3 separate regions of the Homo sapiens genome follow, and regions 1 and 3 are each linked to region 2. Evidence: chromatin loops called from intact Hi-C (ENCODE). Cell type or tissue: CD4-positive, alpha-beta T cell. All regions are shown on one strand.

Region 1 (2,500 bases), 61 kb before region 2:
GCCCTCTGCACCCTCCACTCTCGGCTGCCGAGCCCGCAGGAGAAAAGACGTGGAGCCGGGGCTGCCGGGCGGCCGTGGCCCTGCCGTGCGGGCCCGGCGGCTGGGCGAGGGCACTGCAGTTGGTGCCGAGAGCACCCCGGGACCATCCTCGCATTTGCTCTTCCCCCACCTGCCTCTCCCCCCCTCCCCGATGGCTTTCCTTCCCTTAAATACTGATATGTCTACACGGCTTCTCAAATTGGCGGACAGCAGAGCAGACTCCGGGGCTTGTGTGCTCAGCATGGGCGGCTCTCTTCGCTTCATCCGGGATACTTAGACCCGCCCCAGTACCTCCCCGTTCCGAGCTCGGCCGCACACACGCTGGACGTGCCTGGGAAGTGGCCATTGCCGCGTCTGTGCCCACCATCTGCCCACCCGTGTGCCCGTCCAAGCACCGACTGTGTGCCAGGTTCTGTGCTGGCAATGGGGCCCTACATGGTTACCACGTCTCCTCCAGGGAACGTCCCATCCAGTGGGGAGGAGAGTCACGTGCCCAGTCACCATGTGGTGTGGTGGAGTAGAGGGTGCGGTCACAGAGGAGTGGGGGTGGGCACTTCCAGCTGGCAGGGGAGGGGTGAGGGAGCTGCCAGGACAGATTGTGGGGAAGGCGGCATTTCCACTGGATCTAAATGGTGGATGGGAGCGGGGGGTGTAGGTGGAAGGTGGCCCACAGACATGGATCATGGGTCTGGCCCTCTGTGGCTACTGTCCTGTGCCATGGGCCTGGAGGGGGATGTAGGGGTGAGAGCTGGCCTGGCGGGGAGGTGCAGGGTGGGTGGAGGACCTGCAGCATGGCTGGGGGTGTCGGGCACAGGCTCAAGGGGGCAGGCATTGGCTACTCTGAGAATACAGTTGGGAGCTTACTTATGAGTCTAAGGTTACACATTAAAATAAAAGGGCTTGATTTTTTGCTCTGAACATTGTGGCACACGTCAGCATTTCCCCCTTGTTTCCTGGAAATCATCTACAAATAACAAGAAGCGTGAAAACCAAAATGGCACTTAAATTTTGACAAAACAGAAATGCAGCTGCAAACCAAGCCCCAGGCAGAGGCAGGAAGCCCGTGGTGCAGGAGAGTGCAGTGAGCAGACGCAGTGAGCAGACACATCCCCGGGGAAGCCTGGAGCAGTGCGGGTGGAGGCAGCTCCATGAGGGAGCCGCGGAGTAGAACCCCCTTGCCGGCGCGAGGGAGCCGCGGAGTAGAACCCCCTTGCCGGCGCGAGGGAGCCGCGGAGTAGAACTCCCTTGCCGGCGTGAGCCCTTGCGAGAGGCGGCCCCTGACCCTGGCTCCGCAGTGCGGGGGCCGGCGGCAGCTGGAACGGGGGTCCCTGGACTGGCGTGTGGTTCCAAGCTGGACTGGCGTGTGGTTCCAAGCTGGACTGGCGTGTGGTTCCAAGCTGCAGCAGAGGTTGGTGCTGAGCTGAGGGGTCACACAGGTGCATCACACGTACTTGAAGCCGCATCTGTGGCAGACAGAACATTTGCTCTTAGGAAAACTCACGGTGTCCTTTCTCTCCTGCCGGAGGGAGCTACTGGGGGCTGATTGGACTCGCAGCAAAACTGTCACTGGATTTCAGATAAAAGGAAGCAGGCCTGTCCTTCCCCACTGTGAACCTGTGCACGGAGCCGGATTCAATAAAACTCATCTTCAGCAGTGAGCAGTAAAGGTTACTCCATGCATTTGTGTTAGAGCAAAGGAGAAAAAGAACAAAAACAAGTGGCAGAAAAAGTTTCACAGAAAAACGGTGGACATTGAGCAGATGAAAATTCTATCCAGACATTTTGCCAAGAAACAAAAGTTAACGAGGCGGTAGAGTCTGTGAGGCTTGGGCGGAACGCACACGCTCCAAGAAGAGACGGTGAGGCCGGGGGTTGCATGAGACAGGACCCGGAGGGTCTCAGAGCAGGAGAGGGGGCAGTAGGGGGCAGTACAGGAAGGAAGGTGACCGGATGCACGGGGAGGCGAATCACGGGGAAAACTACCTAAAGAACCCGCAGCAAGAGTTCCATCTCCTGAATTGGAAGATGAAGTGAATGTGGAAGCCTGGAAATGTAAGTGCTACATGTCATGTATTCAAAAAGAAGTGTCAGGATGGCAGAGGGAGGAGAGAACATGAGGATGGCGGCTTCGCTGTTGAGAGCCGAAGACACAGACACACCATCTAAAGGTAGTATCAGGTGGGGAGAGCAGATCGAGCTGCATGTTAGGCTCCCTAGAGCACCAGGTGCGGTAGACTGGTCTATCCCGAGAGAGTGACTGTGAGGCCCTCGCTCTTGGCCATGGAGCCAGGATCCCGTGGTCTGCATCTGTGCACAGCAGACCTGGAAGAGCCTGTGCTGTGCCCAGTCCGCTCTGCAGGCCTGAGAACCAGCGGAGCCTGTGGTGAAAGCCCCAGTCCTGGGCGGAAAACGGGAGCTGCCCCGCTCAGGCCACCAGGCAGGCAAGGGAGGAACGGTCGCC
Region 2 (2,500 bases):
ACCCACCCCTTTTTTGTTAGAAATACACATGGTTTTGTTGGTTTTATTGTTAGTGTTGGAGCTATGTAATTATTTGTAGGCTTGTTTTTATGGGTCCCAGGTGTTCAGTGCGTGTGTGTAGATGTATGACGGATGTTTATGCTGGCTTTGTAACCCATGACCTTGCTGAACTCACTTCTTACATCTGGGTTAGTTGCTGTTTTGATTTTGTTTTCTAATCCTTTGCAGTCATAGCACCTGTGAATAGGGACAGTTTTGCTTATTTTGTTAAGATCCATATGTCTTCTATTTTGTTTTCTTGCTGTGTTGCCCTGTCTAGGACCTTAGTATGGTGCTGAGTAGGAGATGGGGCAACAGAGATCCTGGCCTTTCTCCTCACCTTGCAGGGAGAGCAGTCCATCCTCCTCCATGAGGCGTGCTGCTAGCTGCAGTTTATTTGTGGTTTTTCCTTATCAAGCTGAAAACGCTCTTTCCATTCTTAGTTTGCTGAGAGTGTTTATCATGTAGGATGTTGGCGTCTGTCAGATGCTTTTCCTGCATCAATTGATGGGATCGTATGTTTTTTTTCCCTTACACCGTTAGTGTGATTGACAGTGTGTCATTGTGATTTTTTTGGGAAGTTTCCAACGTTGAGCCAACTCTGCATTCCTGGAATAAACCCCCCCCTTGGTTATGGCATAGTATTTTTACATGTTGCTGAGTTCATCTTGCTGACATCGTCAGTAATCTTCACGTCTGTGTTCATATTGGTCTGTAGCTTTCTTGTACTGCCCTTGTCTGGTTGTAGTATACACGTAATGAATGAAGTGAATTGGAAGTATTCCCCCTTTTATGTCCTAGAGGAGATTATATAGAATTGGTGTTACTTCTTTAAATGTTTTGTAGAATTTGCTGGTGAAACCATCTGGGCCTAGGGATTGTGGTTGTGGCAGGTTCTAATCATTACAGGAATAGTGAGTTCTTTCATCTCAGCTGAATGTTGGTAGAATGTAGGTTTTGGGGTTTTTTTTATTGTGAGGAACTGGTTCATTATATCTGTGATCAAATGTATGAGCAGTGAATTGTCTGTGCTCTTGCCTCGCTGATTTTATCGTGCCTGCTGGGTTCGTAGCGGTACTCCTTCCTTCCTGATACTGGTCGTTTATGTCTTTTTTTTTCTTTTTTCTTTTTTTGTCTGTTAGCCTTTCTGGAGATGTATAAATTTCACTGATCTCCTTAGAGACCTAGTTTTTGGTTTCATTGATATTTTGCTGTTGTAGTTTTGTGTTTCCTTCCTTCTGCCTGCTTTAGTTTTAGTTTGCTCTCCTTTTTTTCTGGCCTCTTCAGGTGGAAGATTAGATTGCATATTTGAGATCTTTTCTGCTTTCCAACGTAAGCGTTCCGTGTTAGAAATTTGCATCTGAGTGCTGCATTAGCAGCATTTCACACATTTTGATAATGTTGTATTTTTATGTGTGTTCAGTTCAAAACATTTTCAAATTTCCATTAAGATGTACCATAGTTTGAACGTGGCCTCCAAAGTCCACGTGTTGGAAACTTCATCCCAGAGTGATGGTGTTGGGAGGTGGGGCCTCCTGGGAGGCGTTGAGGTCACGTGGGCTCCACCTTGGTGAGTGGATTCGTGCTGTTGTAAAAGGGGCTTCTGTTAGTTGGCTCTCTGTATCTGCCCTCCTGCCGTCCACCATGTGATGGCGCCTCAGGAAAGCCCTTGCCAGAAGCTGGTGCCTTGATCTCGGACTTGCCAGCCTCCAGAACTGTGAGCCTATAAACTTCGGGTCGTTATAAATTAATCTCAGGTATTCTGTGATAGCGCCGCCAATAGACTAGGATGCCTGCTGTGATCCATACAGATTTAGAAGGATGCTTTTTAATTTCAAAGTGTCTCTCCCTGATTTTCTGGGTAATTTCTGTTCAATTTCATTATGTTGAGGGAACGCACTTTCTACGATTCACTTTCTTTGCAATTTAAAGTTTATTTGGTAGCTGATAATTTGATAACCTCAAAATGTCCCATGTGCACCTGATAGGTATGTGTGTTCTGCCGATTAATAGATGTGTTTTGGCCATTTATAGTTAATGTAATTTTTTATGCATTTGGATTTAGGTACATTTTATGATTAGTTTTCTGTTTGTCCTCCATTTTTTATTCCCGTTTTCTCTTTCCTACCTATTTCAGGTTATTTGGCCTTTTTTATACTCCATTTTGATGTATCTATGTCTTTATTATATCTATTTGTATACTTTTAAAGTGATTTTTCTGTGGTTTACAATGTGCAAGCTTAACATTTCACGGTGCACTTATAATTCATATTTTATCATTTCAGGTGGAAACGTCAGGATTTCACCACGACGTAGGCTTCTCCCTGCCTCCCTTTATGTTGTAGTAGTCCTATGTACTTACTCTCTATATGTGGAAAACCCCACCAAGAAATATTACAATTCTTGCTCTTAACTGTCATGCCTATTTTATAAAACATAAGAGGCAAAAAGTAGTTTGTGG
Region 3 (2,500 bases), 110 kb before region 2:
GGTGAAACCCTGTCTCTACTAAAAATACAAAAAATTAGTGAGGCGTGGTGGCACACACTTGTAATCCCGGCTACTTGGGAGGCTGAGGCAGGAGAATTGCTTGAACCCAGAAGGCGGAGGTTGCAGTGAGCCAAGATTGTGCCACCGTGCTCCAGCCTGGGTGACAGAATGAGTGAGACTGTGTCTCAAAAAAAAAAAAAAAAAAAAAAAAAAAAGTCATCAGCTTCATTATCTCCTAACAGCATCAGCTTGTCCTCTGAAACTTTGAAGGCAGGGATCGACTTCTCCTCTGTAACTGTAAAAGCCCTAGACGGCATCTTCCAGCAGAAGGCTGTTTTATGTGCACTGCAAATCTGGTGTTTAGTGTGGCCACCTTCATTGGTGCTCTTAGCTGGATCTTCTGGAGAACTTGCTGCAGCTTCTCCGTCAGCACTTGCGGCTTCACCTTGTACTTTTATGTGATGGGGACTGCCTCTTAATGTAAACCTCATGAACCCACCTCTGCTAGCTTCAGACTTGAATTCTGCAGCTTTCCCACCTCTCTCAGCCTCGTGGAACTTGCTCTGACTTAAGGGAATGTTGGGGCTGGTTTGATCTATCCAGACCACTCAGACTTCTCCGTATCAGCAATAAGACAGTTTCACTTTCTTATCGTTGGTGTGTTCAGTGGAGCAGCACTTTTAATTTCCTCCAAGAACTTTCCCTTTGCATTCACAACTTGGCGAGCTGTTTGGCACGAGAGGCCTGGCTTTCGGCTTATCTTTGCTTTTGGCACGCCTTCCTCACTAAGCTTAATCCTTTCTAGCTTTTGGTTTAAAGGAGAGACATGCGACTCTTCCTTTCTCTTGAATGCTTAGAGGCTGTTGTAGGGTTATTAATTGGCCTGATTTTAATACTGTTGTGTCGCCCAGGGAATAGAGAGGCCCAAGGAGAGGGAGGGAGGGAGATGGCTGGTCAGTGAAGCAGCCAGACACAAGCAGCGTTGGTCGGTGAAGCTTTTGCCGTCTGAGGAGCATAGTGTGTGGCGTCCCAGAATCAATGACAGCAGTAAGATCGGAGACCGCCGATCACAGACCACAACAGACATAACAGTGATGCAATGTCGGAAGTACAGTCAGGACGTGGCGCCCCAGAATCAATGACAGTAGTAAGATCAGAGACCACCCATTACAGACCACAACAGATATAATAGTGATACAATGTCTGAAACGCCATGAGGATTACCAGATGTGACAGAGCCGTGTAGGGAGCACATGCTGTTGGGAACATGGTGCCTCGCCGAAGGCAGGACGGCCACAAGCCTTCCATTTGTAAGAAGCACAGTATCTGTGTAGTCCAGGAGAGCAAGGCGTGCCTGGGTCCATGCTGGCTCCTTATTGTGGCCAGCACACTGTGCTCGTGTAAGATGTTAACAGTGGGGCACCTGGGTGTGGAATATGTGAAAAGTCTCTACCATCTTCTCCATTCTTCTAAATCTAAACCCGTTCTAAAAAAAAAAAAAAAAAAGAAGAGTCTATTAAGAAGACAAAGAAGGAGCCGAAATTTCCACGTGGCAGAAGGCACTGGAACCGGTGAGATCTGATGTGTACCTGGGCCTGATCCACGTTTGCTGCATGGCTGGACACCTTCGTGGGCGCGTGGAAGCTCATGCTGTGGGGGGAGCTGTGGGAGGAGCATGCGGCAGGTGGAGGTCTTCTGCGCGTGGGTGGGCACGCGGAAGCTCGTGCTGTGGGGGGAGCTGTGGGAGGAGTGCTGGAGGAGCCCTGGGAGGAGTGTTCAGGAGGCGGAGCGTGCCTCGTGCGCGTTGGTGGGTATGAGTGGCGTTGGTGGGATCTAGCTGACCACCTCCCACCTGGTTGGTCTGCATCTGTAGACAGCTTAGTTCTTAGGATTCTAGGTACCCAGTGTCATTTCCGACACCTGCTTGGGCTCCCTGTACTGCCAGGGCTGTTGAGTCTTTACAGCACCTCTGATCAGGAGCCCTGGCCTTGGGGAGGTGGGACAGGCACACGTCTGGGTTGCTGGGTTGCCTTTAGGGGTAAGCTCTTCCTTTTGTCTTCTGTTCAAAAGAGGGCCCACAGTGGATTCAGGCCTCTGATTTACCACTGCCTGGAGCTTGGGGAATGCTCTCCAGTGACAACCTGGGCTTCCGTGGGATTTAATTTTGATATATTGGCCTTTGTGTGTAGGAAGAGTCCAAACTCACGACCGGATGGATTGTCCTCCTCAGACTAGACACTTCATCCAGAGAGGACTCTGAGCCAACCCTAAGGGATTCAGGCTGGAGCTCTGGTTCCCCGCACGGAGGTGGCGCAGGAATGCATCGTCCTCCCCTGTCCTGACTTGTCAGCGCTCCTGCGCTCATGCCTGGGAGCCTGGACCCCAGCTCTGTCCCGACTTGTCAGTGCTCCCGCGCTCATGCCTGGGAGCCTGGACCCCAGCTCTGTCCCGACTTGTCAGTGCTCCCGCGCTCATGCCTGGGAGCCTGGACCCCAGCTCT

The links. Hi-C counts contacts between places; a loop is a spot of excess contacts. Peaks named below come from ENCODE experiments on the same cell type or tissue, not always from the same donor. Only the 100,000 strongest peaks of a DNase experiment are listed, where the experiment ranks them.
Region 1: a loop joins it to region 2, with 2.1 times the contacts of the local background. A loop is called at or near these places in 5 of 110 quality-filtered maps.
Region 3: a loop joins it to region 2, with 4 times the contacts of the local background. A loop is called at or near these places in 6 of 110 quality-filtered maps.

Annotation. Positions count from the first base shown.
Region 1 is chr7:1,985,255-1,987,754 of GRCh38, reverse strand. The region is part of intron 14 of MAD1L1 (mitotic arrest deficient 1 like 1); the gene reads left to right. LOC124901573 (a long non-coding RNA gene) reads right to left here. Exons shown (of 3, transcript XR_007060190.1): 3 at 1,416-1,502. Among named protein-coding and RNA genes, the nearest start is that of SNORA114, 100 kb to the left of the region's middle. In CD4-positive, alpha-beta T cell, no CTCF peak of the experiment used is centred here; a DNase peak (open chromatin) is centred at 1,014.
Region 2 is chr7:1,924,691-1,927,190 of GRCh38, reverse strand. All of the region lies in intron 17 of MAD1L1 (mitotic arrest deficient 1 like 1), which reads left to right. Among named protein-coding and RNA genes, the nearest start is that of MIR4655, 82 kb to the right of the region's middle. In CD4-positive, alpha-beta T cell, a CTCF peak has its summit at 1,477; DNase peaks (open chromatin) are centred at 120, 1,080 and 1,656; H3K4me3 peaks cover 672 bases; H3K27ac peaks cover 1,308 bases.
Region 3 is chr7:2,036,214-2,038,713 of GRCh38, reverse strand. The region is part of intron 12 of MAD1L1 (mitotic arrest deficient 1 like 1); the gene reads left to right. Among named protein-coding and RNA genes, the nearest start is that of SNORA114, 52 kb to the left of the region's middle. In CD4-positive, alpha-beta T cell, no CTCF peak of the experiment used is centred here; DNase peaks (open chromatin) are centred at 483, 528 and 1,103; H3K4me3 peaks cover 1,193 bases; H3K27ac peaks cover 825 bases.